Linked DNA regions of Homo sapiens: region 2 is linked to region 1. Evidence: chromatin loops called from intact Hi-C (ENCODE). Cell type or tissue: heart left ventricle. All regions are shown on one strand. Region 1 overlaps LINC03036 (long intergenic non-protein coding RNA 3036). Region 2 overlaps LINC03036 (long intergenic non-protein coding RNA 3036).

Region 1 (4,000 bases):
AGGGGGCATTTTAAAGGATAGGTGCTCAGAAGCTGAAGCACCAGAGTGCTTTCTAAACCAGAATAAGGCACACTTCCTCCCCATGGCTGCTGCTGACCTGAAAGCTACCAGTCTGGAGAGCCGAGGGCACACCAAGATCAAGGGGCTGGAGCTGTCGCTTAACAATCTGAGGCCACGGGTGATAAGTTCCCCCATCAGGTGCACTTCTCACTCAGGGTGGGGGTAATCGGCTCCAGATCCCATTTTAAAGGGGTGCACCTGCTTAAGATAGTCAAATGTCCACCTGAAAAGTACCCTACCAAGTTTTCCATGAATCTACATGAGGAGGCCTCATGAGAAATGCTGCAGATGCAGGTGGCCCAGCTTGGGGATCTGCCAGGATGCTTTTTATGGGTGGAATCACCTGCATCCCTTCCAGATCCCCAAGGCTTGGAGAGAGGACGCCCCTTATCACAGCTCCTTCTGCCAACTCCCAATGAGAAATGATGTCCCCACGGCGGGGGAAGAGATGGGTTTCACGTCCACCTCCTGCCATCTTGCTCAGGACCACACCCAGCCCCATGAAGAGGCAGGCAGGGTACTTTTCCAAACCAGTCCGCTTCATGGTGGGGATAAAATAAAGATGCTCTAGGTTTCCCCTCATGCTGTGTGTGCGTGTGCACATGTGTGTGTGCACGTGCGCATGCGTGTTTCCATTTAGGGACTGGGTGAAACTCAAAGTGAACTTTCTTGGAATTTCAGTGGAATTTCTTGGCAGGGCCTTACCTTGGGAAGGAGGAGGCAACCCGGAGGCCTGGGGCCAGGGCGGGGAGGGCGGATGTTCCTGTGGTCTCACCGGCTGCTTCTCCCCTTTCCTGGAAGCCCCAAGCCTGCCTTTGTACTTAGCTGGACCTGCTCTGCAGGACTGAATGTAACTTTGTGTAACTCTTGCTGAATTGCTGGAGGGCTTGGGCTGACTCCTACCCAATGACGATGTGGACACCACTTAGTGCTTCCTTATGCCTAGGCCAAGTGCTTGATACACAGCAGATCCTTTCACCCACACAACAGCCCTGTGTGGAAGGTACTGTTCCTTTCTGCATTTTCCAGATATGGAAGCTGAGGCCCAGAAAGGTTGTTTAACAGCCCACGGTCACTCAGCTAGGAATAAATGGAGTCAGGATTTGAATCCAGACTTTCCAACTTACAGCGTGGCTGTGGGTCAGAGAGCTTCCTTGATGGCAGCTGGCTTCGGCTTCTTACTCTGTTCCTCCCCAAGTTCCCCAAAAGGCCCTTGCTGTCTCCTGGCTTCTAAGTTTCTGCACAGGTGCATCCTTGGGCTGAAACAACCACTCCTGTATCCTCTCATGGGTATTCACAAGGCACACTAGCATGTTAAAGTTACTTCACCTGGCTAACTCCCACTTGTTCTCAGAACCTGGCTTAGAGACTGCCTCCTCCAGGAAGCTCTCCCTGAGTACCACCACCTCCAAAGTCCAGGCGGGGTACCCCTACTGGTACTCCCATGGCATCGGGCCTCCTCCTAGCAGGTTGTTGCCCACTGCTGTTGCCGTGGGGGTGCTGCTTGTCTGTCTCCATCAGTGCAAGCTTCTCAAGGGTGGGGTCTGCTCCTGTGTTTGGGGAATGAGTGGTTAACTCTTGTCTTTTGCTGCAGTGTCTAGGATGATCCATCCTTTGTTTCTGGTTAGGGATGTGGCCGGGTTGCTGGGGGTCCATCCCTCCTCCCTTCCTTGTGCCTCAGTTTCCTATCTGGAATTTCAGGAGACTCACAGTTACCCCTTGTAGCATTGTCATGAGGCTTTAAAGAGTGGATACAGATAGAGCCTGTAGAACAGCCCCGGCCATGTGTGAGCTGCCTTTACTGTGCTGGGTGCTTTTGATGCCAAGGAGGGGTGGGGAGGCTCGGCCCAGGCTGACCTACTTCTCCTCAGGCACTGCTCTCGTGGTGAATGACTCAGCATTTTGAACTCTGACTTCTTTCTTTAGGAGCCAGATCATTCTATTGCCATACCAAAGATATTTGGCAAGGTTAAATGCCAACTATGTGTATGGGGGGTGGTGGGGGGTGGCTGGGGAGGGGAACGGGGACACACGCGGTCCCTGGAATTCAGTGCAACACAGGACTGGAAGTCACACTCTTGCTGCAGATCTGTAGAGCACCAGCTTGCAGCCCCATGAACCTAAAGTGGCCCTGAGGTTATCCCACAGGGAGGCAAATGCATCTTCCATATGGGGAGCTCCAAACTCCCTGAACATGGGCCTTTTCCTCTGTTACCACTGGACTCGCTCTTGCAGGATTTTCCCAGCTCCACTCTACAGAGGCAAATCCCACCAGAGGCTCTGAGAAGAGGCTTCTGTGGTTACATAAATTTAGGACAAAATAAAAAATCAAAACTAAAAAAACAAAAAAATAGAAGTAGGACAACCATTCCTGTATCCGCTCATGGGTATTCACAAGACACACTAGCATGTTAAAGGCCCTGAGAAGTCGTGCAAGAAACTGTTCAACTGTTCCCTGATTACTTGACCACTGTATTAGTCTGTTCTCGAATTGCTACAAATACATACCTGAGACTAGGTCATTTATAAGAAAAGAGTTTTTTGTTTTTTTTTTTTAGAAGGAGTCTCACCGTGTCTCTCAGGCTGGAGTGTAGTGGTGTGATCTCAGCTAACTGCAACCTCCGCCTCCTGGGTTTAAGCGATTCTTGCGCCTCAACCTCTCGAGTAGCTGGGATTACAGGTGTGCACCACCATGCCCGGCTAATTTTAGTATTTTTAGTAGAGACGATGTTTTGCCATGTTGGCCAGGCTGGTCTTGAACTCCTGACCTCAGGTGATCCACCCGCCTCAGCCTCCTAAAGTGCTGGGATATCAAGCGTGAGCCACCATGCCCCGCCAAGAAAAGAGGCTTAATTGGCTCATGATTCTGCAGGCATGTATAGGAAGTGTGGTGGCATCTACTTCTGGGAGGGCCTCAGGGAGCTTTTACTCATGGCGAAAGACAAAATGGGAGCAGGCGTCTTACGTGGCGGGAGCACGAGCAAGAGAGAGAGAGGGGAGGTCATGCACCCCTTTGAACAATCAGACCTTGTAAGCACTCACCATCATGAGACCTGCACTGACGGGATGGCGCTAAACCATTCATGAGAAATCCGCTCCTGTGATCCAGTCACCTCCCACCTGGCCCCACCTCCAACACTGGGGATTATAATTTGACATGAGATTTGGGCTTGGACACACATCCAAATCGTGTCGACCACAGAACCCCTTTTCACATATTTTTCCAGGTCAACCATCAACAACCGTCGACATCCTGCAGTTCCAGAACACACTTTGGGAAACCCCCCACAAAAGTGGCTGGCGCATGGTTTCCATTCAAATGGTTAAATCTACCTTTGGAAACCTGGAAAGAGATCAGTGAAAATCTGTCTTAGTGTCCTAGAGCTAATATCAACCAAGTACTCCAAACTGGGTGGCTTAAAACAGCAGAACTTGATTGTCTCACAGTTCCAAGGGCTACAAGTCCAAAATCAAGGTGTCTGCAGGGCCGTGCCCCCTCTGAACCCTGCAGGGGAGGATCCTTCCTGCTCTTCCAGCTTCTGGCGGCTGTGGGCAGTCCTGAGTGTTCCTTGGTGTGTGGCGGCATCACACAATCTCTGCCTCTGTCTTCACCGGGCTGTCTTGTCTCTGTGTGTCTGTCTTTGTGTGTCTTCTCTTCTTATAAAGACACCAGTCATATTGGATTAGGGGCCCACCCTACTCCAGTGTGACCTCGTCTTAACCTCATTTCATCTGCAACGTCCTTATTTTCAAATAAGATCATATTTCAAGGTAGTGGAGGTTAAGATGTATCTTTTTGGGAGACATAATTTGAACCATAACAAAAACCCATCCGTAGCAGGTGGCTCTGGGTTGGGAGTTACTGTAACCATCCCAGGGGCTTTCTCTACTTTCCAAGATCTGGCAGCGATGCCACTGTGTCCAGTGAGTGTCTACTGCA
Region 2 (4,000 bases), 91 kb after region 1:
GGCATGCACGACCATGCTCAGCCAATTTCTATATTTTTTGTAGAGATGGGGTTTTGCTGTTGCCTAGGCGGGTCTCAAACTCCTGAATTCACACAATCTGCCCACATTGGCCTCCCAGAGTTGTAGGATTTCAGGTGTGAGCCATCTGGCCTGGTCTAATCTTGTCCTTTAATAGTAAGGAAAAATTCCCTAAAAGCCCTCAGCAGACTACTTATGTCTTTTTTTTGTTTGTTTGTTTGAGACAGAGTCTCGCACTGTTGCCCAGGCTGGAGTGCAGTGGCGCGATCTCGGCTCACTGCAAGCTCTGCCTCCCAGATTCATGCCATTCTCCTGCCACAGCCTCCTGAGTAGCTGGGACTACAGGCGCCCGCCACCATGCCTGGCTCATTTTTTTGTATTTTTAGTACAGATGGGGTTTCATCATGTTAGCCAGGATGGTCTCGATCTCCTGACCTTGTGATCCGCCCGCCTTGGTCTCCCAAAGTGCTGGGATTACAGGCGTGAGCCACTGCGCCTGGCCAGCAGACTTTTTGTGTCTTATTGGCAAGAACCAATTCCTGGGACAAGGTAGGTGGCACAAGGTAGGGACAAGCTCAGGCTGGGCTTTTGATCCAATCCCTGATGAAGAGGGATGGGATTCTATAATTCATATTGACTAAGTGAGGCCCATCTGGAGGCAGGGCCAGTCCCTGAAATAACTGTGGCCACACAGAGGGACAGGGCTGGGATGGATGTTGAGGCATCAACCACAGTGTCTACTGCAGCATCTTGTTGGAGCCAGGATATCTGGGCTTGACCACTTGCTAGTTGTGTGACTTTGGGCAGGTGGCTTCACCTCTCTGAGCCTTTGTTTTTGCATTTGTAGAAATGAGAGAAAAACCTGTTTGACTTAGCTTTCAGGTTGTGAGGGTCAAATAAAGGATTGGGTGTAAAGGCCCTTCTGAGGTGCACCTGTATGAGGTCGGAAACATCTGCCTCTTGCCCAGCTCCTTCAGGATAAATTAAGCAGACCAATCCCTGCCTCCTAAAAGCTGACAGTCCAAGATAGTGTGAAGCAGAGAGTAGATGGCTTCACAGGTGAGAATGGGTTAACGACAAAATAGCAAGCCTAGAGAAGTGGAATGAGTCACATAGCAGTGCTGTGTTCCTTGCGCCATGGCTTCGGACAGTAACTTTGGTTACTTGGTTACGGTGGTGTCTGCTGGGCTTTTCCACTTTCATGGTTGCTATTTTCACCTTTGTAGGAAATTGGTATTTTGTGGGGAGGTATTTTGAGACTATGACAATATCTTGTTCATCCTGAAATTTTCACCCACAAGTTTTAGCCTCTGCTAATGATTCTTGCCTGAGTCAATTATCGTTATGATGGTTTGCAAATTGTCATTGTCTAATTGTGCCATTCCCTCAACGTGTATTAATTGTCATTGTACTGAAGAAAGTACTTTATTTTCAAGTTCAATGGCTTCAGCAGGATATGCCTTAATATTGAGCATTCAATATCATTTTTATTTGTTACATGGTATGCCCTCTCAATGGTCAGATTTAGTGATTCCTTCATTTTGGGGGAATCCTCCCTGAATTATCCTTCTGAATATACTTTTTATTTTATTTTGTAATATTCTGTTAAAAAATTTAAAAATTTCCCTTTTCCTTTTGTCTTATCACATATGTGATTTTTCAACCACGTGAATGTGAACACACTGTTTAAAAATTTTCTTGAGTTTTTGTATTAGGGTCCTCTGGAGAAACAAAACTAAATATAAATACAGATACAAAAATAAATATAAATAAGTATATGGAGAAAGAGAGAGATTTTAAGGAATTCGCTCATGCAATGGTGGGAGTTGGCAAGTCCAAAATCTAGGCAGGCAGGAGACCCAGGAAGAGCTAATGTGGCAGCCTCAAATCTAAAGGCAGTCGGAAGGCAGAATTCCTTCTTCCTTGAAGGACATCAGTCTTTTTCTTTTAAGGTCTTCAACTGATTGGTTGAGGCCCACCCACATTGGATTACAGATGAGAGTATTCTGTTAACTAAAAGTCTACTGATTTAAAAGTTAACCACATCTAAAGAATACCTTCATAGCAACATCTAGATGGGTGTTAATCAAACTTTTTAGCCACCATAGTCTAGACAAGTAGACACGTAACATTAACCATGACAGTTCTTTATTTCAAAGGTACCAGCTATTCTGTGTTAGATCATTTCAAAAAAATAGCTGTTATGTTCTAATTGCTCTAATCTCTGCATATATTTCCTCTGCAGTAGTGTGATTATCTCAAAGCTTTCTTACATGCCAGCAATTTGATTTTCAGTGGTGTCTATTTAATTCCTTGCTTTTTCTCTCCTTCCTTTCTCCCTCCTTCTCTCCTTCCCTCTCTCTCCTTTCCCCCTTCCCCTTCGCCTTCCCAGGGATGTGCAGTCCCTGTCACTAATTCAGTGGGCAGCTTGGCCCAGATGTTGTTGGAGAATCTGTCTGCTCCCTCTGACCTCTCTATTCTTTCTATGTAATCAGGTTCAGACAAATGGTCCCCCGTGGCAGTGGTCAGTAGCAGGTTTTTTTTTTCAGCCACTGCCCAGGTTAAATCAAAGCTCAAACAGGTTCTCTGTCTCCTTTTGAACCTGCAGCCAAATCGGCTCAAGCTTCAGCAGCCCATTTTATGCTTTATTTACTTGGGTTTTGGTTCACGGAGATGTTTGTCTTGGTTTTAATGACGGTGTGTCTTTTAACATCTTGCCTTTTATATTTTCTTATTAGTTTGCGTTTGGGGTCAGGCTGTGAGGCTCAATATAGGTACTTGAATGACATCCTGTCTGAATTCCATAAAAAAAAAGGGAGGTGATGGTTGCTCAGAGGGAGACTTAGCCATCAAAAAATGATGTCCCAGGTTGGCAGTAGAAGAATGACAAAGATTGTTTTGGCCAGAGACTTAAGAATCCTGGTGCTCTGCAGATGGAGTAGCCATTCTTTTATTCCCATTCTTTTATTCCTATACTTTCTTAATAAACTTGCTATCACTTTACTCTTAAAAAAATAAAAAGAATCCTGGGTTCTGTTTCCTGTAATACCTGCTAATTTGCTGTGTGACTTTGGACAAATGACTTAACCTCTGTGGGCCTTAGTGCCCTCACTGGCAAAGTGGTGATATTGGACTACTTAACCTCCAAGGTCCTTGTCAGCTCTAGAGTTCCAGGAGTCTACAAGGGAATTGTTTAAAACAATGTTCTTTGTTACAGTTGGATGGGCTGTTGAGAGTATTTGTTCAGTTCAGGCAAATGGCAAATGTTTCGGCCACTCTAATGAAATGAGTACATTTTTCTCTAAATGTCATGGATGTTTATTATCAGATTAAACTAAAGCAGGCCTAATTTTAGCTCTTCCAATTCAAGTGCAGCAATGAAGATTAAATGTTAGGCATAATTAAAGATGCAGATGTAGTTATATTGAATTATAAACCTCATTAAGTGCAACGTCCCAGGAAGGCCCCGGAGACCAGCTGCAAAGGACTTCCAGTCACCATGCTGCAGTTATTAAAATATTGTAAAGTAAATCTCACTCTAAAAATATTATGACTTGGATGGAAGGATTTTTTTCTAACATGGCTGGAGTTGGTTTCATGGGTAATTTCTTTGCTCTGTTTGCAGACAGCTGGGAAGGGAAACTTATTCCTTGGCATCTGCACAAAGGCCTCCCTGGGGCTTGGTGCTCCCCATCCCCGCCACACACATACAGCATGGATTTGATTCTCCTGGGCCAGTGAGAAGAGCAACGCCAAGGTCAGTCAGATTCCATTACAGGAGTTGGTAGCAGGGGAATCGGCAGGGGGTGGTGGAGGAGGCAGGGTTTCTAAGGACTCAAAGTCCATGTTTTTATATAAAAGAGAGATAAGTTTCCTAGGTGACATTTCCACTTTTTTCCTGTCTGTAAATATATTACATAGTCATTTAAAAAATTCACACAATGCAGAATAGGATAAAGAAGTAAAAACACCTAACTTCTTC

The links. Peaks named below come from ENCODE experiments on the same cell type or tissue, not always from the same donor. Only the 100,000 strongest peaks of a DNase experiment are listed, where the experiment ranks them.
Region 2: a loop joins it to region 1, with 2.4 times the contacts of the local background. A loop is called at or near these places in 1 of 110 quality-filtered maps.

What each region holds. Positions count from the first base shown.
Region 1 is chr10:118,957,221-118,961,220 of GRCh38, reverse strand. The region is part of intron 2 of LINC03036 (long intergenic non-protein coding RNA 3036); the gene reads left to right. Among named protein-coding and RNA genes, the nearest start is that of LINC03036, 70 kb to the left of the region's middle. RefSeq lists enhancers at 816-1,545, 1,546-2,276. In heart left ventricle, no CTCF peak of the experiment used is centred here; a DNase peak (open chromatin) is centred at 1,890; H3K27ac peaks cover 972 bases.
Region 2 is chr10:118,865,962-118,869,961 of GRCh38, reverse strand. LINC03036 (long intergenic non-protein coding RNA 3036) reads left to right here. Exons shown (of 4, transcript NR_186540.1): 3 at 3,644-3,775. Among named protein-coding and RNA genes, the nearest start is that of CACUL1, 110 kb to the right of the region's middle. RefSeq lists an enhancer at 3,731-4,000. In heart left ventricle, no CTCF peak of the experiment used is centred here; no DNase peak of the experiment used is centred here.